Regions from separate parts of the Homo sapiens genome. Here region 1 is linked to region 2. A link is a loop called in an ENCODE intact Hi-C map of the cell type or tissue named here. Cell type or tissue: chondrocyte. All regions are shown on one strand. Links, peaks and the distances in the headings refer to the core of each region. The heading gives the core; the rest is flanking DNA. Region 1 holds the start of LOC105372314 (a long non-coding RNA gene). Region 2 overlaps YJEFN3 (YjeF N-terminal domain containing 3).

Evidence for each region. A loop is a pair of places that touch in the nucleus more often than their neighbours do. Peaks named below come from ENCODE experiments on the same cell type or tissue, not always from the same donor. Only the 100,000 strongest peaks of a DNase experiment are listed, where the experiment ranks them.
Region 1: a loop joins it to region 2, with 25 times the contacts of the local background. A loop is called at or near these places in 7 of 110 quality-filtered maps.

Annotation. Positions count from the first base shown.
Region 1 is chr19:20,269,545-20,286,370 of GRCh38, forward strand. LOC105372314 (a long non-coding RNA gene) reads left to right here and starts at 6,633. Exons shown (of 3, transcript XR_936407.3): 1 at 6,633-6,980; 2 at 8,062-8,139; 3 at 13,878-15,211. It overlaps LOC105372310 (a long non-coding RNA gene), which reads right to left and starts at 2,284. Exons shown (of 7, transcript XR_007067164.1): 1 at 2,182-2,284. RefSeq lists an enhancer at 16,262-16,826. In chondrocyte, for the core only: CTCF peaks have their summits at 9,013 and 9,212; no DNase peak of the experiment used is centred there.
Region 2 is chr19:19,529,008-19,537,007 of GRCh38, forward strand. YJEFN3 (YjeF N-terminal domain containing 3) reads left to right here. Exons shown (of 7, transcript NM_198537.4): 2 at 357-506; 3 at 3,625-3,733; 4 at 6,027-6,137; 5 at 6,330-6,443; 6 at 6,522-6,672. Among named protein-coding and RNA genes, the nearest start is that of YJEFN3, 4.1 kb to the left of the region's middle. RefSeq lists an enhancer at 639-1,570 and a silencer at 3,352-3,461. In chondrocyte, for the core only: CTCF peaks have their summits at 1,566 (motif pointing right), 3,146 and 3,377 (motif pointing right); DNase peaks (open chromatin) are centred at 3,384, 6,045 and 6,943.

The sequences.
Region 1 (16,826 bases), core at 4,539-12,538, 750 kb after region 2:
AAGCTGGCCAACATGAGACCCTCATCTATACTAAAAATACAAAAACTTAGCCAGGCATGGTGGCACATGCCTGTAATGCCAGGTACTTGAGAGGCTAAGGCAGGAGAGTCGCTTGAACCTGAGAGGCGGTGGTTTCAGTGATCCAAGATCATGCCACTGCACTCCAACCTGGACGACATGGTGAGACTCTGTCTCAAAAAAAATAAAATACTGTTTAATGTATATGAATGCAATTTGTTTACAAACCCTACACATAACTATGCTAATCGTTCTGAAGTAATAAATAGAAAGCAAGATACAACTACAGACTCTACTGTTCAGTTTATGCACTGAACTGTTTTTGCTTTCACCGTATAAGTCCTTCAGCCTGCAAATATTGGGTAATTACCTTGGATAATCAGATTTCTTTCAAAGAAACTTAGTATCTTTCAGTCTTTATCATTCTGTATTGCAAAATTTAATCCTATCTTTGTGCTAAGCATCTGTGTGCTCTTAAAATGAGCATTTATCTAAACCATCTGTGTCTACTTTAAAGGACTAAAAATGAAAAAGATAAACTTTTCAGAAGCAAAAAGAAAGCAAAAAACCTGAAGTACTAGATAAAGATAATCTGGAGTCTGAAAAAATGACTAAAGGTTTATTTAACTGTTAATATAATTTACATATATTTCAAAAAAGCAGAGAAAAATATCTACATATAATCAAAATGCCTTAAGAAAAGAGAGAATAGTAAAATAGCTTTTTGATACTTTTTAAAGAGTTTTTGAACTCTTGGACACCTGAATTTTGCACACTATATGCACTTAAGGTGATGCTTATGGGAGAAAAACACAAGAGAGAATGATGTTATAAAAAAATCCATGCATGCAAAAGACCTTTGCAACAGAATAGAGAGACCAGAAATAATGCCACCCTCCTACAACCATCAGATTTTTGTCAAACCTGACAAGAGAAAAGTGGGAAGAATTCTCTCTTTAATAAATGATGCTGGAATAACTACCTAGCACTATGTAGAAGACAGAAACTGGACCCCTTCATTACACCATATACAAAAATCAGCTCAAGATAAATTAAAGACTTAAATGTAAAACTTAAAATTATAAGAAACCCTGCAATATAACCTAAAAAATACTGTTCTAGACATAGAAACTGGCAAAGACTTCATGATGAAGCTTCCAAAAGCTATTGCCACAAAAGCAAAAATTGACAAATGGGACCTATTTAAACTAAAGAGCTTCTTCACAGCAAAGGAAACTATCAACAGAGTAAAGAGACAACCTACAGAATAAAAGAAAATATTTGCAAACTTTGCCTCTGACAAAGGATTAATATCCAGAATTTATTAAGAGCTCAAACAAGTTTACAAGAAAAAAAACAAACAACCTCATTAAAAAGTAGAAAAAAAATGAACATATTCTTTTCAAAAGAAGACAAATGTGCAGTTAACAAGCATGTGAAAAAAATGCTCATTGCTAATTATTAGAGAAATTAAAAGAAAAACCACAATGAGATACTGCATCATACCCATCAGAATGGCTATTTTTTAAATGTCAAAAAATAACAGATGCTGGCAAGGTTGCAGAGAAAAGGGAATGCTTATACTCTGCTGGTGGGAGTGTAAATTAGTTCAACAGCTGTAAAAAGCAGTGTGGTGATTCCTCACAGAATTAAAAACAGAATTATCATTTGACTCAGGAACCTCATAATTGGGTATATACCCAAAGAAATATAAATTATTATAAAGACATATCCACATGCATGTTTATTGCAGCACTATTCACAATAGCAAAGGCATGGACGGGTCCTGAATGGCTATCTATGATAGACTGGATAAGGAAAATGTGGTATGGTCAGATGCGGTGGCTCACGCCTGTAATTGCAGCACTTTGGGAGGCTGAGGCAGGTGGATCACACGGTCAGGCGTTTGAGAGCAGCCTGGCCAACATAATGAAACCCTGTATCTACTAAAAATACAAAAAATTAGCCAGGTGTCGTGGCAGGCACCTGTAATCCCAGCTACTCACGAGGCTGAGGCAAGAGAGTCACTTGAACCCAGGAGGCAGAGGTTGCAGTGAGCCGAGATCACGCCAGTGTACTCCAACCGAGGTGACAGTGTGAGACTTTGTCAAAAAAAAAAAAACAAAGAAGAAGAAATTAAAAAAAAAGAAAAACGAACTGGACCTTTAATAACTTCCTCTTTCTGGCTTAATATTAGCCTTAGCTTGGAGTCTCTTGGTTAAAACTTTAATTTCCATGTCAGAGGTATTCACTTGGTGTTGAAACTAACTGAAAAATCCGGTGAAACTACTCAAAGTGTTTACATAAGGGAAGGAAATTTAAAGTGCTCACTTTTTTTTAATGGTTTTTTTTTTTGAGATGGAGTCTCTCTCTGTCACCCAGGCTGGAGTGCAATGGCACAATCTCAGCTCACTGCAGCCTCCACCTCCCGTGTTCAAGCCATTCTCCTGCCTCAGTCTTCCAAGTAGCTGGGACTACAGTCATGCGCCACCACACTCGGCTAATTTTTGTAATTTTAGTAGAGACGGGGTTTCGCCATGTTGGGCAGGCTGGTCTCAAACTCCTGACCTTAAGTGATCAAACCGCCTAGGCTTCCCAAAGTGTTGGGATTACAGTTATGAGCCAGTGTACCTGGCTAAGATGCTTACATTTTATTCCTCCATAAGAAAAGCAAATATATCTACTTCTTTCAGACAATATATGTATTATTTTATTATTTCTATTAAAAATAATGTAGTAAAAAATTAGTCATATGAGAAAACTTGTAGAAGATACCATGTTTCATCACATATAATTTAGCATTTAATTCAGAAATCAAGACAACATGATATAGAACTGAGATATTCACTGTCACAAATTTACCCTGCAAAAAGAGGAACTGATGTTTTGACAAGTCTATGTAACTCATCAATTATCTACCACATTTTCCTGTGGAAATATGTTTATTGTCTACAGTCAAAACAGAAGAGAGATTTTCTTTCTTTCTTTTTTTTTTTTTTTTATGGAGTCTATCTCTGTTGCCCAGGCTGGAGTGCAGTGGTGTGATCTTGGCTCACGGCAACCTCCACCTCCCAGGTTCAAGCAATTCTCTGCCTCAGCCTCCCAAGTAGCTGAGATTACAGGTGCCTGCCATCGCGCCTGGATAATTTTTGTATTTTTAGTAGAGACAGGGTTTCACTGTCTTGGACAGGCTGGTGTTGAAATCTTGACCTTGTGATGCATCCGCCTCGTCCTCCCAAAGTGCTAGGATTACCGGCATGAGCCACTGCGCTTGGCTGATAGCTAGCATTCTTAAAGCTAAGGCTTGGAATTCTGTTTGAAATCACTCAGCCATAGAAAACACCTGGCCAGGCATGGGGGCTCATGCCTGTAATCTCAGCACTTTGGGAGGCTGAGGCAGGCAGATCACGAGGTCAGGAGTTCGAGACCAGCATGACCAACATGGTGAAACCTGTCTCTACTAAAAATTAAAAAATTAGCCGGGCATGGTGGCATGGTACCTGTAATTTCAGCTACTCAAAAGGCTGAGGCAGGAGATTCCCTTGAACCCGGGTGGCAAAGCTGAGATCATGCCACTTGTTGGGGTGATCAGACCCAATACCAGACCATTGTGGCTATGAAGTCCAGTGGAGTCAAAGGAATGAGAAAAGACAGGTTAAGAGTACATAAGGTGGGTCCAGAGGGCCAAAGCTAGTATGGAAACTGTGAGGGCCCCAAGCTTTGGAAGCCCACACTATTTATTGGTGATCAAACAAAGAAGCAGGTGGTGAGGATGTGTGGATGTGGGGGTAAACAGGTGAGGACATAAGGACGTGAGGGTAGAAAGGTAACAGTGCATCAAGTGTAGCTGTGACGGTTTAGCATTTTCTTTGACACATAAAGAGTATGCTCTGCTGCTTGAGATAATGGAGAACATATTTATGAGCCTGGGAGAGCAACCAACAAGTCTGTGCACATTCTAGAGGCCACGAGGGGTTTTATGCCCTGAGCCTTGGATTCCATCCAAGCCGTGAGGGGTTTTATGCCCTGGGCTCAGATTTGTGTTTTGTCAGGGCAGCCTTCCACCATTTGGCACAGAGTTTGATGTTCCAAAGGCCATGAGGGATTTTAGACCCTGGACCCAGGACATCTTCCAAGACTCTTTTATATTATGACAGACAAGCCAGTCCTGCCTCAGCTCTTCTACCAACACCACTGCACTTCAGCCTGGTTGACAGAGCTAGACTCCATCTCAAACAAAAACAAACAATCAAACAGAAAAACACCTGAAAATATTCCTAAGGTTACTCTGGGAAAGAAAAAGGTAAATAAGAATTATTAACTAATAGAATATATGATTAAATACTAATTTTTGAAACTCATCTCTATTATGTCTTTTGTAAATATTTTCTTATTTTTCAGCCCCTACTAATAAAATGCAAATCACAGTAAAAAATACTGATACAGCTCAGTGCAGTGGCTCATGCCTGTAATCACAACACTTTGGGGGCCAAGGCAGGGAGATCACTTCACACCAGAAGTTTTGGAGCAGCCTGGTCCCTCTCTACTAAAAACACAAAAACTAGCCAGGCAAAGTGTTGTGCACCTAGCTACTTGGGAGGCCAAGGAATGAGAATCACTTGAACCCAGGAGGGGGAGGTTGCAGTGAGCCGAGATCAAGCCACTGCATTGCAGCCTGTGTAACAGAGTGAAACCGTCAAAAAAAAAAAAAAAAAAAAAAAAAACCCGAAAAAACGAAAAAACCTGAGGTCAAAATAAGTAAAGAAATCTTTTCAATGTACAGACCCAATCATCCAACCCATCCTGTTCACTTACATGCTCAATAACCACCCTCCCAGGAGACACTGCTCTATGCCCCAGTGAGTGCCCCAGGTGCATTTTACTTTGTTTTTATGCCATCTCACTGGGGTCAGTTTTTTTGTCTTTTGGAATTTTTTATTTTTATTACAAAATTTTCACTGTTTTTATTTCACTGTTTTTCTGCCCCCACTCAAGAAAATCCAGGGGGCAGAAATTATTTGTTTTGCCCTCAATACCAGCATTTGATTGGCTGACCAGCAATGTGTATCCAAAAAATGGAAGCTAGGTTGGGTGAAGAAAATCTTCATGTCTCAAGGGGTTAGCTTTAAAAAAAGAAAAAGAAAAATAAAAACAAACATGCACCAGGAGATGCCTTTCACCTCCAAGGCTGCCACCTGCTCCCTTGAGAGGCTACACTCCATACTTCAGGTGGTTCTATGGGAGAAAATGACCCAAGAGACAATAGTCACTAGACACATAGCCATAGCCATAGTGGGTATCTTGGTTTATCCCCAGAAAGTACTAAAACCCAGGCCCAGAAAAAAAAAACTGAAGGATAGCTGAGGACACATCACCCTATGAAGTTTCCAAAGGGTAATCTTAACCTAAAAACATTCTGGTAAGTTCTCTGGAAAAAAAAAAGCAAAAGAGGGACAGATATTTTTACAATACAGTGTCAGGGGATTATTCTTTGCTTTCTTCTCAGGGAAAATATTTACAAACAGAAAAAAATCTCTTCAATACTGTTATGCCATGCTTTGTATAAAATGATTAATTGAGGAACATGGGGTACACTTGAGGCGCTGCTTGGGGCACATGTGAAAAATGCCAGGAAAAATCAGTCCCCTGTGGGATGTGAAAATAATTAAGTGGCAGGCAATTAGACTGAGGATGCTCTAGTACCCAGATTCCTACTTCTAAAAAAAAAAAAATCTAAACTCAAGTGCATTTTTTGGTAAATTACTACATTAGGGGAACAAAATTCAAGCTTAAACAACTATAAACTACCACTTAAACTCTGATTAAATAACCAGGGAATTTCCACCTTGATTGTACCAATTAAGAAACTACGTAACTGCATCTAACCAATTATTGAATTTGGTTTTCTTCTTCATGCACCTTATAAATGTCTTTTCTTCAAGACCCTCCCACGGAGAACAAACTACAAACTATAGCTAGCTGGTCTACAATTCTTGAATCTCTCTTTTTGAGGCTGGGCACGGTGGCTCAAGCCTGTAATCCCAGCCCTTTGGGAGGCTGAGGCGGGCAGATCACAAGGTCAGGAGATCGAGACCATCCTGGCTAACACGGTGAAACTGCCTCTCTACTAAAAATACAAAAAATTAGCCAGGCACGGTGGCAGGAGCCTGTAGTCCCAGCTATTCAGGAGGCTGAGGCAGGAGAATGGTGTGAACCCAGGAGATGGAGCTTGCAGTGAGCCGAGATTGCGCCACTGCACTCCAGCCTGGGTGACAGAGCGAGACTCCGTCTCAAAAAAAAAAAATTATTTGATATTTTTACAGTGACTCCCAAAATTTTTTTTTTAAGACAGACTCTTGCTCTGTCGCCCAGGCTGGAGTGCAGTGGCATGATCTCAGCTGACAACAACCTCGGCCTCCCAGGTTCAAGCCATTCTCTTTTCTCTGCCTCCCGAGTACCTAGGACTACAGACATTCGCCATCACACCCAGCTAATTTTTGTATTTTTAGGAGAGATGGGGTTTCCCCATTTTGTCCAAGCTGGTCTTCAACTCCTGACCTCAAGTGATCTGCCCCCCTCAGCCTCCCCTAGTCCCCACACAATCTGGGAGAGATGCCACACTGCGGGTGCAGAGTCACCTGGAGAGGGCTCCAGGCCAGGGCACAGTCACTGAGCAGGGAAGAGAAAGGACGGCCGGGAGCCCAGCTGTCAGCATAGCGGCCATCTTATGGCTGAAGGGTACTGAGGCTGAGCTGGGCAAGGAGAACTCGGAAAGCAGATTGTGGAGCTGACTATGGGGAGGCCTGGGTCCTGCCACAGCCATTTTCCTGCCAAGGGAGGCTGTGACTGAGCGGGCTACCCAGCCTGGGAAACTGCTTTTTCCATGGAACTGTGCAACCCACAGTTCAGAAGATTCCACTTGTGAACCCTTGCCACTGGAGCCTGAGATCTGAACCCTGGAGGTGAGCAATTCTCAACAGCCTCTCTCCTAGAATCTGCTTAAGCCTGCCAAGATCCCGGGGGAGGGGTGTGGGGAAAAGAGAGATCAGACTGCTACTGTGTCTATGTAGAAAGAAGTAGACATGAGACTCCATTTTGTTCTGTACTAAGAGAAATTCTTCTGCCTTGAGATGCTGTTAATCTGTAACCCTAGCCCCAACCCTATGCTTCCTGAGACATGTGCTGTGTTGACTCAAGGTTTAATGGATTTAGGGCTATGCAGGATGAGCTTTGTTAAAAAAGTGCTTAAAGGCAGTATGCTTGTTAAAAGTCATCACCATTCTCTAATCTCGAGTACCCAGGGACACAATACACTATGGAAGTTGGCAGGGATCTCTGCCTAGGAAAGTCAGGTATTGTCCAAGGTTTCTCCTCATATAATAGCCTGAGTTATTGCCTCATGGGAAGGGAAAGACCTGACCATCCCCCAGCCTGACCCCCATAAAGGGTCTGTGCTGAGGAGGATTAGTAAAAGAGGAAGGCCTCTTTGCAGTTGAGACAAGAGGAAGGCATCTGTCTCCTGCTTGTCCCTGGGAATGGAATGTCTTGGTGTAAAACCTGATCACACATTCTATTTACTGAGATAGGAGAAAACTGCCTTATGGCTGGAGGTGAGATGTGCTGGCGGCAGTACTGCTCCTTAATGCACTGAGATGTTTGTGTAAAGTCAAACATAAATCTGGCCTACGTGCACATCAACGCACAGTGTCTTTCCTTAACTTATTTATGACACAGAGATCTTTTCTCACGTGTTTTCCTGCTGACCCTCTTCCCACCATTACCCTATAGTCCTGCCACATCCCCCTCTCTGAGATGGTAGAGATAGTGATCAATAAATACTGAGGGAACTCAGAGACCAGTGCCAGCGCGGGTCCTCTGTATGTTGAGTGCCGGTCCCCTGGGCCCACTGTTCTTTCTCTATACTTTGTCTCTGTGTCTTATTTCTTTTCTCAGTCTCTCATCCCACTTGATGAGAAACACCCACAGGTTTGGAGGGGCAGGACACCCCTTCATCTGGTGCCCAATGTGGGTGCTTTTCTTTAGGTTGAAGGTATGCCAGAGCGTGGTCATTGAGGACAAGTTGATGAGAGATTCCCGAGTACATCTATGGTCAGCCTTGCGGTAAGCTTGTGCGCTCAGAAGAACCTAGGGTAACAATGGGATAAACTGAAAGTAAATATGCCTCTTAGCTTTATTAAAATTCTTTTAAGAAGAGGGGGAGTTAGAGTCTCTACAGAAAATCTAATCACGCTACTTCAAACAATAGAACAATTCTGCCCATGGTTTCCAGAACAGGGAACTTTAGATCTAAAAGATTGGGAAAAAATTGGCAAAGAATTAAACAAGCAAGTAGGGAGGGTAAAATCATCCCACTTACAGTATGGAATGATTGGGCCCTTATTAAAGCAGCTTTAGAACTGTTTCAAACAGGAGAAGATAGTTTCAGTTTCTGATGCCCCTGAAAGCTGTGTAATAGATTGTGAAGAAGAGGCAGGGATAGAATCCTAGAAAGGAACGGAAAGTTCACATTGTAAATATGTAGCAGAGTCTGTAATGACTCAGTCAATGCAAAATGTTGACTACAGTCAATTACAGGAGGTAATATATCCTGAAACATTAGAATTAGAAGAAAAAGGTCCAGAATTAGTGGGGCCATCAGAGTCTAAACCATGATGGCCAACTCCTCTTCCAGCAGTTCAGATGCCTGTAACATTACAACCTCAAATGCAGGTTAGACAAGTACAAACCTGAAGAGAATAACAAATAGAGAAAGATAGAGTATCTGTCACAGCAATGCCAATCCAAATACAGTATCCACAATATCAGCTGGTAGAAAATAAGACCCAACTGCCAGTAGCCTATCAATACTGGCCGCCAGCCGAACTTCAGTATTGGCCGCCCCTAGAAAATCAGCATGGACAGCCAGGAATGTTTCCAGCACCACAGGGCAGGGCACTATATCCGCAGCCTCCCACTATGAGACTTAATCCTACATCACCACCTAGTAGACAGGGTGGTGCATTACATAAAATTATTAAAGCAAGAAAACAAGGAGATATCGAGGCGTGGCAGTTCCCAGTAATATTAGAGCCGATACCACCTGAAGAAGGGGCCCAAGAGGGAGAGCCTCCCCTAGCTGAGGCCAGATATGAGTCCTTTTCTATAAAAATGCTAAAAGATGTGAAAGAGGGAGTAAAAAGTATGGACTCAACTCCCCTTATTTGAGGACATTATTAAATTCCATTGCTCATGGACATAGACTCATTCCTTTTGATTGGGAGATTTTGGCCAAATCATCACTCTCACCCTCTATCTTTTACAATTTAAGACTTTGTGGATTGATGGGGTACAAGAACAGGTCCAAAAAAATAGGGCTGCCAATCCTCCAGTTAACATAAATGCAGATCAACTATTAGGAACAGGTCAAAATTGGAGCACTACTAATCAACAAGCAATAATGCAAAATGAGGCCATTGAGCAAGTTAGAGCTATCTGCCTTAGGGCCTGGGAAAAAAATCCAAGACCCAGGAACCACTTGCCCCTCATTCAGTACTATAAGACAAGGCTCTAAAGAGCCCTACCCTGATTTTGTGGCAAGGCTCCAAGATGCTGCTCAAAAGTCAATTACCGGTGAAAATGCCCATAAGGTCATAGTGGAGTTGATGGCATATGAAAACACCAATCCTGAGTGTCAATCAGCCATTAAGCCATTAAAAGGAAAAGTCCCAGCAGGATCAGATGTAATCTCAGAGTATGTAAAATCCTGTGATGGAATTGGAGGAGCTATGCATAAAGCTATGCTTATGGCTCAAGCAGTAATGGGAGTTGCTTTAGGAGGACAATATTTGGGGGAAATATTATAATTGTGGTCAAATTGGTCATGTAAGAAAGAATTGCCCAGTCTCAAATAAACAAAATATAACAACTCAAGCTACTACAACAACAGATAAAGAGCCACCTGGCCTATGTCCAAGATGTAAAAAAGGAAAACATTGGGCTAATCAATGTCATTCTAAAGTTGATAAAAATGGGCAACCATTGTCGGGAAATGAGAAGAGGGGCCAGCCTCAGGCCCCGCAAAAAACGGGGCGTTCCCAGTTCAGCCCTTTGTTCCTCAGGGTTTTCAGGGTCAACAATGCCCACTGTCACAAGTGCCTCAGGGAATGAGCCAGTTACCACAATACAACAATTGTTCCCCACCACAAGTGGCAGTGCAGCAGTAGATTTATGTACCATACAAGCAGTCTCTCTGCTTCCAGGGGAGCCCCCACAAAAAAATCCCCACAGGGGTATATGGCCCACTGCCTGAGGGGACTGTAGGACTAATCTTAGGAAGATCAAGTCTAAATCTAAAGGGAGTTCAAATTCATACTGGTGTGGTTGATTCAGACTACCAAGGCGAAATTCAATTGGTTATTAGCCCTTCAATTCCTTGGAGTGCCAGTCCAGGAGACAGAATTGCTCAATTATTACTCCTGCCTTATATTAAGGTTGGAAATAGTGAGATAAAAAGAACAAGAGGGTTGGGAAGCACTGATCCAACAGGAAAGGCTGCATATTGGGCAAGTCAGGTCTCAGAGAGCGGACCGGTGTGTAAGGCCATTATTCAAAGAAAATAGTTTGAAGGGTTAGTAGACACTGGAGCAGATGTCTCTATCATTGCTTTAAATCAGTGGCCAAAAAATTGGCCTAAACAAAAGACTGTTACAGGACTCATCGGCGTAGGCACAGCCTCAGAAGTGTATCAAAGTACTATGATTTTACATTGTTTAGGGTCAGATAATCAAGAACGTACTGTTCAGCCAATGATTACTTCGGTTCCTGTTAATCTGTGGGGTTGAGATTTATTACAACACTGGGATGCAGAAATCACTATGCCCACTCCATTATACAGCCCCATGAATCAAAAAATCATGACTAAGATGGGATATGTACCAGGAGAGGGACTAGGAAAAAATGAAAATGGCATGAAAGTCCCAATTGAGACTGAGAGAAATCAAGAAAGAAAAGGAATAGGGTATCCTTCTTAGGGGTGGCCACTGTAGAACCTCCTAAACCCATTCCATTAACTTGGAAAACAGAAAAACTGGTATGAGTAAATCAGTGGCCACTACCAAAACAAAAACTGGAGGCTTTGCATTTATTAGCAAAGGAACAATTAGAAAAGGGACATACTGAGCCTTCATTCTCTCCTTGGAATTCTCCTGTGTTTGTAATTCAGAAAAAATCTGGCAGATGGCATATGTTAACTGACTTAAGAGCCATAAATGCCATAATTCAACCCATGGGGCCTCTCCAACCTGCATTGCCCTCTCCGGCCATGATCCCAAAAGACTGGCCTTTAATTATAATTGATCTGAAAGATCGCTTTTTTACCATTCCTCTGGCAGAGCAGGATTGTGAAAAATTTGCCTTTACTATACCAGCCATAAATAGTAAAGAACTAGCCACCAGGTTGCAGTGGAAAGTGTTACCTCAGGGAATGCTTAATAGTCCAACTATTTGTCAGAATTTCATAGGTCAAACTCTTCAACCAGTTAGAGACAAGTTTTCAGACTGTTATATCATTCATTATGTTGATGATATTTTATGTGCTGTAGAAACGAGAGACAGATTAATTTATTGTTATACATTTCTGCAAGCAGAGGTTGCCAACACAGGACTGACAATAACATCTGATAAGATTCAAACCTCTACTCCTTTTCATTATTTAGGGATGCAGATAGAAAATAGAAAAATTAAGCCACAAGAAATAGAAATAAGAAAAGACACATTAAAAACATTAAATGACTTTCAAAAATTGCTAGGAGATATTAATTGGATTTGGCCAACTCTAGGCATTCCTACTTATGGCATGTCAAATTTGTTTTCTATCTTAAGAGGAGACCCAGACTTAAACAGTAAAAGAATATTAACCCCAGAGGCAACAAAAGAAATTAAATTAGTGAAAGAAAAAGTTCAGTTGCACAAATAAATAGAATAGATCCCTTAGCCCCACTCCAGCTTTTGATTTTTGCTACTGCACATTCTCCAACAGGCATCATTGTTCAAAATACTGATCTTGTGGAGGGGTCATTCCTTCCCCACAGTACAATTAAGACTTTTACATTGTACTTGGATCAAATAGCTACATTAATTGGTCAGGCAAGATTACAAATAATAAAATTGTGTGGAAATACCCAGACAAAATGGTTGTCCCTTTAAACAAGGAACAAGTTAGACAAGCCTTTATCAATTCTGGTGCATGGCAGATTGGTCTTGCTGATTTTGTTGGAATTATTGATCATCATTACACAAAAACAAAAATCTTCCAGTTTTTAAAACTGACTACTTGGATTTTACCTAAAATTACCAGACATAAACCTTTAGAAAATGCTCTGACAGTGTTTGCTGATGGTTCCAGCAATGGAAAGGCAGCTTACACAGGGCCAAAAGAGTGAGTAATCAAAACTCAGTATCAATCGGCTCAAAGAGCTGAGTTGGTTGTAGTCATTATAGTGTTACAAGATTTTAATCAACCTATTAATATTGTATCAGATTCTGCATATGTAGTACAGGCTACAAGGGGTGTTGAGATAGCTCTAATTAAATATAGCCTGGATGATCAGTTAAACCAGCTGTTCAATTTATTACAACAAACTGTAAGAAAAAGAAATTTCCCATTTATATTACTCATATTTGAGCACACACTAATTTACCAGGGCCTTTAACTAAAGCAAATGAACAAGCTGACTTCCTAGTATCATCTGCATTCATAAAAGCACAAGCACTTTGTGCTTTGACTCATGTAAATACAGCAGGATTAAAAAACAAATTTGATGTCACATGGAAACAGGCAAAAAATACTGTATGACATTGCACCCAGTGTCAAGTCCTACACCTGCCCACTCAAGAGGCAGGAGTTAATCCCAGAGGTCTCTGTCCTAATGCGTTATGGCAAATGGATGTCACACATGTACCTTCATTTGGAAGATTATCATGTGTTCATGTAACGGTTGATACTTATTCACATTTCATAAGGGCAACCTGCCAGACAGGAAACAGTACTTCCCATGTTAAAAAACATTTATTGCCAGGCGCGGTGGCTCATGCCTGTAATCCCAGTACTTTCGAAGGCCAAGGCGGGTGAATCACCTGAGGTCAGGAGTTCGAGACCAGCCTCAACATGGAGAAACTCTGTCTGTACTAAAAATACAAAATTAGCCAGGTGTGGTGGTACATGCCTGTAATCCCAGCTACTTGGGAGGCTGAGGCAGGAGAATTGCTTGAACCTGGGAGGCAGAGGTTGCGGTGAGCCGAGATCGTGCCATTGCACTCCAGCCTGGGCAACAAGAGTGAAACTCCGTCTCAAAAAAAAAAAAAAAAAAATTATTATCTTGTTTTGCTGTAATGGGAATTCCAAAAAAAAAAAAAAAAAAAAAAATTAAAACTGACAGTGGGCCAGAATACTGTTTTTAAGCTTTCCAAAAATTCTTAAATCAGTGGAAAATTATACATACAACAGGAATTCCCTATAATTCCCAAGGATAGGCCATAGTTGAAAGAAGAAATAGAACACTCAAAACTCAATTGGTTAAACAAAAAGAAGGGGGAGACAGTAAGGAGTGTACCACTCCTCAGATGCAACTTAATCTAGCATTCTATACTTCAAATTTTTTAAACATTTATAGAAATCAGACTACTACTTCTGCAGAACAACATCTTACTGGTAAAAAGAATAGCCCACATGAAGGAAAACTGATTTGATGGAAAGACAACAAAAATAAGACATGGGAAATAGGGAAGGTGGTAACGTGGGGGAGAGGTTTTGCTTGTGTTTCACCAGGAGAAAATCAGCTTCCTGTTTGGATACCCACTAGACATTTGATTCTACAATGAACCCATCGGAGATGCAAAGGAAAGCACCTCCACGGAGACGGAAACACCGCAATTGAACACCATTGACTCATAAGATGAAGAAAAAGGTCATGTCAGAAGAACAGATGAAGTTGCCATCCACCAAGAAGACAGAGCCGCCGACTTGGGCACAATTAAAGAAGGTGACACCGTTAGCTAAAAAAAAGCCTGGAGAACACAAAGGTGACACAAACTCCAAAGGGTATGCTGCTTGCAGCTTTGATGATTGTATCAATGGTGGTAAGTCTCCCCATTCCTGCAGGAGCAGCTGTGGCTAATTATACCTACTGGGCCTGTGTGCTTTTCCCGCCCTTAATTCAGGCAGTCACCTGGATGGATAATCCTATTGAAGTATATGTTAATAATGGTGTATGGGTACATGGCCCTACAGATGATCGTTGCCCTGCCAAACCCAAGGAAGAAGGAATGATGATAAATATCTCCACTGGATATCGTTATCCTCCTATTTGCCTAGGGAGAGCACTAGGATGTTTAATGCCTGCAATCCAAAATTGGTTGGTACAAGTACCTACTGTCAGTACCATCAGTAGATTCACTTATCACATGGTAAGGGGAATGTCACTCAGGCCATGGGTAAATTATTTACAGGACTTTTCTTATCAAAGGTCATTAAAATTTAGGCCTAAAGGGAAACATTGCCCCAAGGAAATTCCCAAAGGATCAAAAGACATAGAAGTTTTAGTTTGGGAAGAATGTGTGGCCAAGAGTGCAGTGATATTACAAAATGATGAATTCAGAACTATTATAGATTGGGCAACTCAAGGTCAATTCTAACACAATTGCACAGGACAAACTCAATCATGTCCCAGTGCACAAGTGAGTCCAGCTGTTGATAGTGACTTAACAGGAAGTTTAGACGAACATAAGCATAAAAAATTACAGTCTTTCTACACTTGGGAATGGGGAGAAAAAGGAATCTCTACTTTGATTGGACTTCAGCGAAGACTCCAAGATGGCAATCGCCACCTCGGATACCCTAACTCAGCATTTCCGGGTTCACCTTTCCTGTTCCCACCACCCCGACTAACGCACATGCCCACTAGGGCGTGTCACACTCAGAAGTGTGAAACTCAACCGATCCCGCCCCTACCCCGACCACTCCTCACCCAGCATCCATAAAAGCGCGCTGCACCTTTCGCACAGCGTGACTTCCCCTGGCGGACCAGTGAACCTCACCGGAGAGCTCAATAAAGAAGATTTTTGCCCTCTTTGTCTTGCCTCTTGGCCTTATTGATCCACGGTGCCTTTCCATTGCCTTTCATACTCCAAGACCAAAAATAATAAGTCCTGTTTCTGGTCCTGAACATCCAGAATTACAGAGGCTTACTGTAGCCTCATACCACATTAGAATTTGGTCTGGAAATCAAACTGTAGAAACAAGAGATCGTAAGCCATTTTATACTATCGACCTAAATTCCAGTCTAACAGCTCCTTTACAAAGTTGTGTAAAGCCCCCTTATATGCTAGTTGTAGGAAATATAGTTATTAAACCAGACCCCCAAACTATAACCTGTGAAAATTGCAGATTGTTTACTAGCATTGATTCAACTTTTAATTGGCAGCACCGTATTCTGCTAGTGAGAGCAAGAGAAGGTGTGTGGATCCCTGTGTCCATGGACCGACTGCGGGTGGCCTCGCCATCCGTCTGTATTTTGACTGAGGTATTAAAAGACATTTTAAATAGATCCAAAAGATTCATTTTTACTTTAATTGCAGTGATTATGGGGTGGCAAAAGAATTCTACAAGATTGTGGAATTCACAATCTGGTATTGATCAAAAATTAGCAAATCAAATTAATGATTTTAGACAAACTGTCATTTGGATGGGAGATAGGCTTATGAGCTTAGAACATCATTTCCAGTTACAGTGTGAATGGAATACTTCAGATTTTTGTATTACACCCCGAGTTTATAATGAGTCTGAGCATCACTGGGACATGGTTAGACGCCATCTACAAGGAAAAGAAGATAATCTCACTTTAGACATTTCCAAATTAAAAGAACAAATTTTTGAAGCATCAAAAGCCCATTTAAATTTGGTACCGGGAACTGAGGCAATCATGGGAGTTGCTGACTGCCTCTCAAATCTTAACCCTGTCACTTGGGTTAAGACCATCAGAAGTACTACTATTATAAATTTCATATTAATCCTTGTGTGCCTGTTCTGTCTGTTGTTAGTCTGCAGGTGTACCCAGCAGCTCCAAAGAGACAGGGACCATCAAGAACGGGCCATGATAACGATGGTGGTTTTGTCAAAAATAAAAGGGGGAAGTGTGGGGAAAAGAAAGAGAGATGAGACTGTTACTATGTCTATGTAGAAAGAAGTAGACATAAGAGACTCCATTTTGTTCTGTACTAAGAGAAATTCTTCTGCCTTGAGATGCTGTTAATCTGTAACCCTAGCCTCAACCCTGTCCTTGCAGAGACAAGTGCTGTGTTGATTCAAGGTTTAATGGATTTAGGGCTGTGCAGGATTACTTTGTTAAACAAGTGCTTGAAGGCAGCATGCTTGTTGAAAGTCATCACCATTCTCTAATCTGAAGTACCCAGGGACACAATACACTGCGGAAGCCCGCAGGGATCCCTGCCTAGGAAAGCCAGGTATTGTCCAAGGGTTCTCCCCATGTGATAGTCTGAAATATGGCCTTGTGGGAAGGGAAAGACTTGACCATCCCCCAGCCCGACACCCATAAAGGGTCTGTGCCGAGGAGGATTAGTAAAAGAGGAAGGCCTCTTTGCAGTTGAGATAAGAGGAAGGCATCTGTCCCTGGGCAATGGAATGTCTTGGTGTAAAACCCAATGGTATATTGTATTTACTGAGATAGGAGAAAACCGCCTTAGGGCTGGAGGTGAGACGTGCTAGCGGCAATACTCCTCTTCAATGCACCAAG
Region 2 (8,000 bases), core at 1-8,000:
GAAGCTGGAGACGGGCATGGTTCCCATGGGGCCAGGAGCAGCCCGTAGGACCGGAGGCAGGGTCATAGCTGGGACAGAATGGGGTCCGGGGACTGGAGACGGGCACAGCCGGGATGGAGGTTCAACGGCAGAGGCATGACCACGGTGGGGAACCGGAGGCAGGGATATGGCCAAGACGGGCCTGGGAATCCCGGGAATCCGAGACCCTCCTGGCATCTTGCTGGAGACACTAAGCTGCGTTGCTGGGGAAACTGCCTCCGGGGCAGCCCGCCCCTCATGAATGATTCATCAGCAGCGCTGGTCGCTCCCCCACCGAACCCCAACCGTGGCCCACCCCCACTCTCCATCTCTCCCAGGGCCTTGGAGCTGCAGCCCCCACTTGCCGACATGGGAAGAGCGGAGCTTAGCTCAAATGCTACCACCTCCCTTGTCCAGAGGAGGAAACAGGCCTGGGGAAGGCAGTCATGGCTAGAGCAGATTTGGAACGCAGGGCCTGTTTGCCAGAGGTTGGTGAGTTTGGGATCTAGAACTGGCGCCGTGGCTGTGACTCTCACCTCATCCTCCTCAGCCTTTGTGACATGGGACCCCAGGCAAGGCTGTTGACCTCACTGTGAACCAGATGCGTCCAACAGCTCCTGCCCACTGCCCACCTAGCAGGGCACGTGTCCCCTCAGCCGATGTCCAGACTCAGTCTAGGGAAGAGTGTTTTAGGAGCTGTGACTTCACCTTGGGGTGAAGGGGTGAGGTGAGGGGGGCCTCAAATGCTAAGTGAGGGGAGTGAGGGGGCTCTCAGGGGTGGGTAGGAGCTAGAACGTAGTGGGGAACTGGCTGACGAGGCTGGAGACACAGAAGGGCCTCTTAGGCATGGTGAGGAGTTTGGAGTTTGAATGTTCCCAGAGCCCTCGGGAGCCATCAGCAGGTTTGGGACCCGGTGATGCAATCTGGTGTTCGAGTTTTCAAAGCCCCCCCAGGCTCATGTTGAGTTTTGGGGGCAGGAGGCTGCTGTGTGCGGCCAGGTGATCCCCCGTGGTGGTCTGGTGGGCAGAGGTGTGAGGTGGAGAGAAGCAGGTAGGACTGAGAGCAGGGTGAGTGTGGCATGGCCACCCTGGCCTGAGGTTTCACCTCCCAGAAAGCCCCCTCCTGGAAGCATTTGGCGAGTGTCAGGCCCAGTTCCCTTTGGACCCAGGCCACTTCAGGCCTCCTGGGTCTGACAGGGAAATCCTTGGGGCCTTGAAGCTTCTCTCATCTAGGGGCCGAGATTCGGGATAGCAAAAGGCACCACTGAACACCCCCAGAATCCCACAACAGCAGAAGGGACCTGCCCTGCCTGCCACCCTCCTTCACCAGGCTCCAATTCCCACGCAGCCTCCCACCCCCACCCCACAGCTGCTGCTGTGCCCCACCCCCAGGTTCCTAACCTGGACGACCCTCTGCCCACAGAGCCCCCATTATTCTAATGACCAGTTAGACAGGAAGAGAATGTTCCAAGTGGCTGCTAGAGGCCAAAGCTTTGGGACAGAAGAAGAGGAATGCATCGCCCTCCCGCCCTCCACTTCCTCCCTGCACCCTCCTGCGGGGGCAGCAGTCAGAGCTGTCACAAGATGGAGGTGGAGGAATGAGCCATGTTCCCAGCCTGCCAGATTCCTCACCCCGAATGCAAACGCACCTCCTATGTGCTTTCCTGGGAGCTGCGCTGGCCTGCCCCGGGGGGACTCTGTCTGACTTCACCATGAGCTCCTTTTCCTCACCCCGTCCTTCAACTTCATCCTATGTCAGCTGCAGACAGGCTGAGGTTTGAATTTGGCTCTGTTTACTGGGGTGTCCCAGGGCATGTGACTTTCCTGCCCTGAGTCTCTGTCTCCGTCTTTATGTGTGGACCCCCGAAGTGTCCTCTTCACCATGTTCCTCAGTCTGGGATTTGAGGCTCTGCCTGCCCTGTCCGCTTGATCACTCTGCTTCAGCCTCCCTTCTGCCCCTTGAACATACCAGGCTCCTCCCCACCCCAGGGCCTTGGCTTTTGCTATTCTTGCCCCTGCATTACCTGCCACGATGTGCCAGGCCTCCTCCTCCAGGAAGCCCTCGCTGACTCCCATCCCATAGCAGTCCTCCTTCTCCTGCACTCTGCCTACCTGGCCTTATCATGCTGCAAAATTGGCCAGAGGGCAGACATCTCCCACTCAGAGAGTTGAAGGAAAGAGTCTCAGGATTCATCCCCTCAAAACATCCACCATCTGTAGGTCTGGCTCTATGTCTTTGTTCATGTCCTGTGGCTCTGGAGACACCAAGGGGGAAAGACCCAGTTTCCCAACTTGCTTCCTGCATGATCCTGGGCAAGCCACTCGGCTTCTCTGAATCATTAGTTGTTTTTCCAACTTTTCTAGGCCTGGCTCTTTTTATTTATGTTTGTGTTTTTTATTATTATCTTAGAGACAAGGTCTTGTTCTGTCGCCCAGGCTAGAGTGCAGTGGCGTGATCATAGCTCACTGCAGCCTCCACCTCCCAGATTGAAGTGATCCTCCTGCCTCAGCCTCCTGGGTCACCGGGATTACAGGTGTCCACCACCACGCCCAGCCTAGTCTGACCAATTGTGTAGGTCACCCGAATATTCAGTTTTGCTCCGAGAGGTGGAGACGGACCCCAGTCATTCAGTGAAGTGGATGGCAGAGCTTCACCTCCAGCTAAGTAGCCACATTTTCTGGCAACAAATAACCTTTTTTTTTTTTTTTTTTTTTTTTTTTTTTGGAGACGGAGCCTCACTCTGTCACCCGGGCTGGAGTGCAGTGGCACGATCTCGGCTCACTGCAACCTCTGCCACCCGGGTTCAAGCGATTCTCCAGGTTCAAGCCTTAGCCTCCTGAGTAGCTCGTACTGCAGGCACCCACCACCATGCCTGGCTAATTTTTTGTATTTTTAGTAGAAACAGGGTTTCACCATGTTGGGCAGGCTGGTCTGGAACTCCTGACCTCAAGTGATCCACCCGCCTCATCCTCCTGAAGTGCTGGGATTACGGATGTGAGGCACCGCGCCCGGCCTGGCCACAAATAATCTAATTATGTCACTGCCCCTGAAAATCGGTCACCAAAGGGTCTCATAGCCCCAGGCCCCAAGGCCTCCCCGCTGAGTGTGCCATCAAACACTGCAGCCTTAAAAACCCATGGACCCCAGATGCCCCCAGTCCTGTCCACCCCTTTCAGCGTCCTGAAGCTTGTTCCGTGGCTCCCACTGCCTGAAATCAGCCCATCGCCCCCATCGAAGTCCTTCATGCTCCATTCCCCTTTCTTGGTTCCCTCCGCCTTGGGAGCTGGGGACGTCTAGGTCCGGTTCCGTGTCCCACGCTTTGGAGCAGTAGAACCAACGCGCGGCCAGCGCATCTTCTGCCACCAGAGGGCGCCCGCGCCTCGGGCTTTGGCTCCCACACCGCGGCCCGCCAGGCCTCGATTCAACCCGCGCGTCGCACGGTGAAACTGAGGGCATCCCCAGCTCAAGGCTGCAGACGCTACTCGGGGGTACGGGGTGGGAGGGTGGCATTGGGACCGGGTTCAGAAGCTTGGCGGAACATTTCTGGCTCCATCTGAGGCTCTGTCTCTGTGTGTCTCTGAGTGTCCCATCCCACTCTGTCCCCAGCACCGCGGAGGCAGCCGCCCTGGAGCGGGAGCTGCTGGAGGATTATCGCTTTGGGCGGCAGCAGCTCGTGGAGCTGTGCGGTCATGCTAGTGCCGTGGCTGTGACCAAGGTACCTGACCCCTGACCCCCAACCCTGACCCCAACCAGACGGCCAACTCTCCTGAGCTGCATGACTGCTGTGACCAGGGTGGTTCACCCCTCAAGAACTCCCTTTTTGCTTGGGCCTACCCCAGCCTGATGGGTAAACTGAGGCCCAGAGAGGCTCATGGCTGGTGCAGGCCAGATGGGGACCTGAGACCCCTGGTATCAGAGAAGGCCAGGGTGGAGGTTATTGCAGGGACAGTGCCACGACCCTGGAAGTGCAACCCCTCCTGCACATGTGACCCGCCTGCTTCTGCCACCTCCTGGGTCTTGGGCACCAGGGACATCTGCTCCTGCGATCTGAACACCCCTAAACAACCCTGTTCTGCAGGTGGGGAAACTGAAGCTCAGAGGTGGCGAGGGGCCTGCCCTGGGTCAGAGGGGGATGGAAGCAGAGCTGCAACCCAGGTGTGTCTGGCTCTGGAGTAAACCCCCACACCTCGAGGGGCCAGGAGGATGACACAAGGGTGATAGCAATAATCATACTATGGAGTGCTTCACCGTGCAGCCAGCAGTGCTGGGCATCAGTTTCCTCTGCAACAGCATAATAAATGGTACTGACGAGTCAGTCCCTAAACGTGAACGCCTCAGAAAACTGTCCCATACAGTCGAGGCTCTAGCGTGACTGCCTCCTCTTCCTCCCCTGCCCTCCTCATCCCCCTCGCCTTTCTCCTCCTTCCTCCTCCTCCTGCCCCCTCCTCTTACCCTCCTCCTCCTTTCTCTCTCCCTCCTCCTCCCCTTCCGCCCCTTTCTTCTCTCCTTTCTCCTTCCTCTCCCTCCTCCTCCCCCTCCTCCTGTTCTCCTTCCTCCTTCCCACTTACCCTACCTCCTCCCCATCCTCCTCCTCCCCATTCTCTCCCTCCTCACCCCTCCTCCTCTTTTTCTTCTTATTACCACGGTATACTTTTTAAAAACTCAATGTTTTTCTTCATGTGGACTTAAATGTTTGTATTTCCAAATGAAATAGATCCCGGGTGAGGCGCCCAAAGGAGAAGGAAAATCAAAACCCCAGAAAGAAACCCAGTAGTCACTACTCGCCTGGCGCTCAGTGGCCAACTGTCTGGTTTTTGCACTGAAAGCCCCTTGTCTGTCCAGAAGCCCCTCAGTCCCAGTCTTGGGTCTTGGGCTCTGGGCCCGGTGTGGCTGGGATCGCAGGCATGTTCATGGCAGGTCAGGACTGCGCTAAGCCTTTGGGGAGGATACTTGAAAGGGGAGTAATCTGCTGTCTGTGTGGTTGGAGCTTAAAGTACAGCTGGGGCTCAAGAGACACCCAGAGTGCCTGTCAGGCGGTGGCACTGTCATCGCATTTGATAAAGGCCAAACTGAGTCTGGGAGAGAAGGGGCTGGGGCCACGCAGAATCAGGGCAGGGCTGGGGCCAAAATGCCTGGAGAGACAGAGTCTGAGAGATACAGAGATGGCCAGAGACAGATGGAGAGAGACAGATAACAGAGAGATACAGAGACAGCCAGAGACAAATGGAGAGAGAGACAAATGGAGAAAGAGAGCCAGAGACATACAGAAAGACAGAGACACTAGAGTCTGAGAGATACAGACAGACACAGAGACAGCCAGAGACAGATGGAGAGAGACAGAGACACAAAGAGAGCCAGAGACACAGAGAGTCTGAGAGATACAGACAGACACAGAGACGGCCAGAGACGGAGAGAGACAGAGACAGACAGACAGAGACACAGAGAGTCTGAGAGATACAGAAACAGCCAGAGACAGGTGGGGAGAGAGACATGAAGAGAGCCAGAGACATACAGAGAGACAGAGACACACAGAGAGACAGAGACACGGAGAGTCTGAGAGATACAGAGAGACACAGAGACAGCCAGAGAGAGACAGAGAGGCCCCAGGGCATCGTGGCTAAGGTTGGGCTCCCCTACTCCACAGCCTCCAGGAGGGGCTGAGGTCTGGAAACATGGGCGGGGGTGGGCCCGCGGTGAGAAAGGTGGAAGAATGTCTGCAACTCAGGCGGAGAATAAACAAACCGCACTCCGGGCGACGGGCAGTGGCTGGATGCACGTTTTTCCTGCACCGACCTGGCAGAGCCTGAGACCGGGCCTCTGCATCTCCAGCGGGGAAACTGAGGCCCCAAGAGGCCCAACCCCTCATCCAGAACAGCTCACCTCCTGTCCTATCCTGTTGCCTCCAGGCCCAAGCCCCATCCCTTCCCCTACTCCGGGCCTCAGTTTCCTCTCCAGGCAAGGAGGAATCTGGACTGTGCCTGTGCCTTTGCTGTGTCCCCTACCACCAGGCGTTCCCGTTGCCCGCTCTCTCCCGGAAGCAGAGGACGGTGCTGGTCGTGTGTGGCCCGGAGCAGAACGGGGCAGTGGGGCTGGTCTGTGCCCGGCACCTGCGGGTGTTTGTAAGTAGCAAGGACCCCTTCGACCTCCCAAAGTCCCTGCCCCTGCAGAAATCACTGCCTTCTTTTGATAGCTTCCCAGGGGGACATTGACGCAGGGCCAGGTTATAGAATATGCCCAGTGCTTGTCCCAGGCAGGGTCTGGTGCTGGTGACCAGGTCAGGGGAGTCTGACCCCCTCTTCTCCCACCCCCAGGAGTATGAACCCACCATCTTCTACCCCACACGCTCGCTGGACCTGCTGCATCGGGACCTGACCACCCAGTGCGAGAAGATGGACATCCCCTTCCTGAGCTACCTGCCCACTGAGGTCAGCGCTGGGTGGCAAGCAAGGGGGACATGGTGTGCAGTGGCCCTGGGCCACCCTGACCCTGCCTGCCTTCCCCAGGTGCAGCTCATTAACGAAGCCTATGGGCTGGTGGTGGATGCCGTACTGGGCCCCGGCGTGGAGCCGGGCGAGGTCGGGGGCCCCTGCACCCGCGCGCTGGCCACGCTCAAGCTGCTGTCCATCCCCCTCGTGAGCCTGGACATCCCCTCAGGCATGCCAGGCAGAGGGGGGCACATTGGGGCCTGGGGGGCTTGGGTGGAGGCCCCTGTGCCCCAGCTCCTGGTCGCCCCTGCCTGTCTGAACCTCAATCTCCCCAGCTTGGATGGACCCACACTTGGCTGAGGCTAAGGGTCACACCCATCCCTCTGATGGGGAAGATCGAGGCTGCCACCCCAGGTGACCCCAGGTCTCCTCTTTCCTCCACCCCAGTGCCCAGCCCACATGCCCTCTGCCCACCCCTGGCCCAGTTGCCTGGGCAGACGTGAGCTCACTCGGCAAAGGCCGCGCCCGCCCTGGCTGCCGCCCCATGCCTGTTGGAACCATTAGGCGACAGGCAGACGGAACAAACAGCCGCTGGCCAGCCGGACCCTCCGTGGGGGTGGCTGGACTCCGGGGGATGTCCCCTGGCTCTCGGGATCCCAGGGACATCCCAGCAGGTGCCACAGAGCAGGGGCACCAAGGGAGGCGGCGTGCTGTCTGATCTGAGTAGGGAGGCTGCAGGCTCAGCCTAGGACAGAGAGGGTGGCTCTGTCAGGTCAGAGGGGATGGTTAGGAACCTCTAGTCTGAGGGTGGTGGCTAGGGTCAGAGAAGGATTAAAGTCTGAGGGAGGATCCAGTGTCTTCTGGTGAGTGGCCCCAGAATCAAGTCAGAGATAGGAGAGAAGGCAAGGCTCCTAGGCTGAAAGTGGAGGCTCATTCAAGAGGTGACGGAGGCTGGGTGCAGGGGTCACACCTGTAATCCCAGCACTTTGGGAGGTCGAGGTGGGCGGGTCACCTGATGTCAGGAGTTCCAGACCAGCCTGGCCAACATGGCGAAACCCAGTCTCTACAAAATACAAACATTTGCTGGGTGTAGTGGTGCACGCCTGTAGTCCTAGTTACTTGGGAGGCTGAGGCAGGAGAATCGCTTGAACCCGGGAGGCAGAGGTTGCTGTGAGCTGAGATCGTGCCACTGCACTCCAGCCTGGGCAATAGAGAGAGACTGTATCTTAAAAACAAACAGGCTGGGCGCAATGGCTCACACCCATAATCCTAGCACTTTGGGAGGCCGAGGTGGGCAGATCACAAGGTCAGGAGTTCGAGACCAGCCTGGCCAATATGGTGAAACTCCATCTCTACTAAATATACAAAAATTAGCCAGGCATGGTGGCGTGTGCCTGTAGTCCCAGCTACTCGGGAGGCTGAGACAGGAGAATTGCTTGAACCCGTGTGGCAGAGGTTGCAGTGAGCCGAGATTGCACCATTGCACTCCAGCCTGGGTGACTGAAGACAGAGGCTGGGTCAGATGGAGGAGGGCGATTGAATAGTAGGATAGGAGCA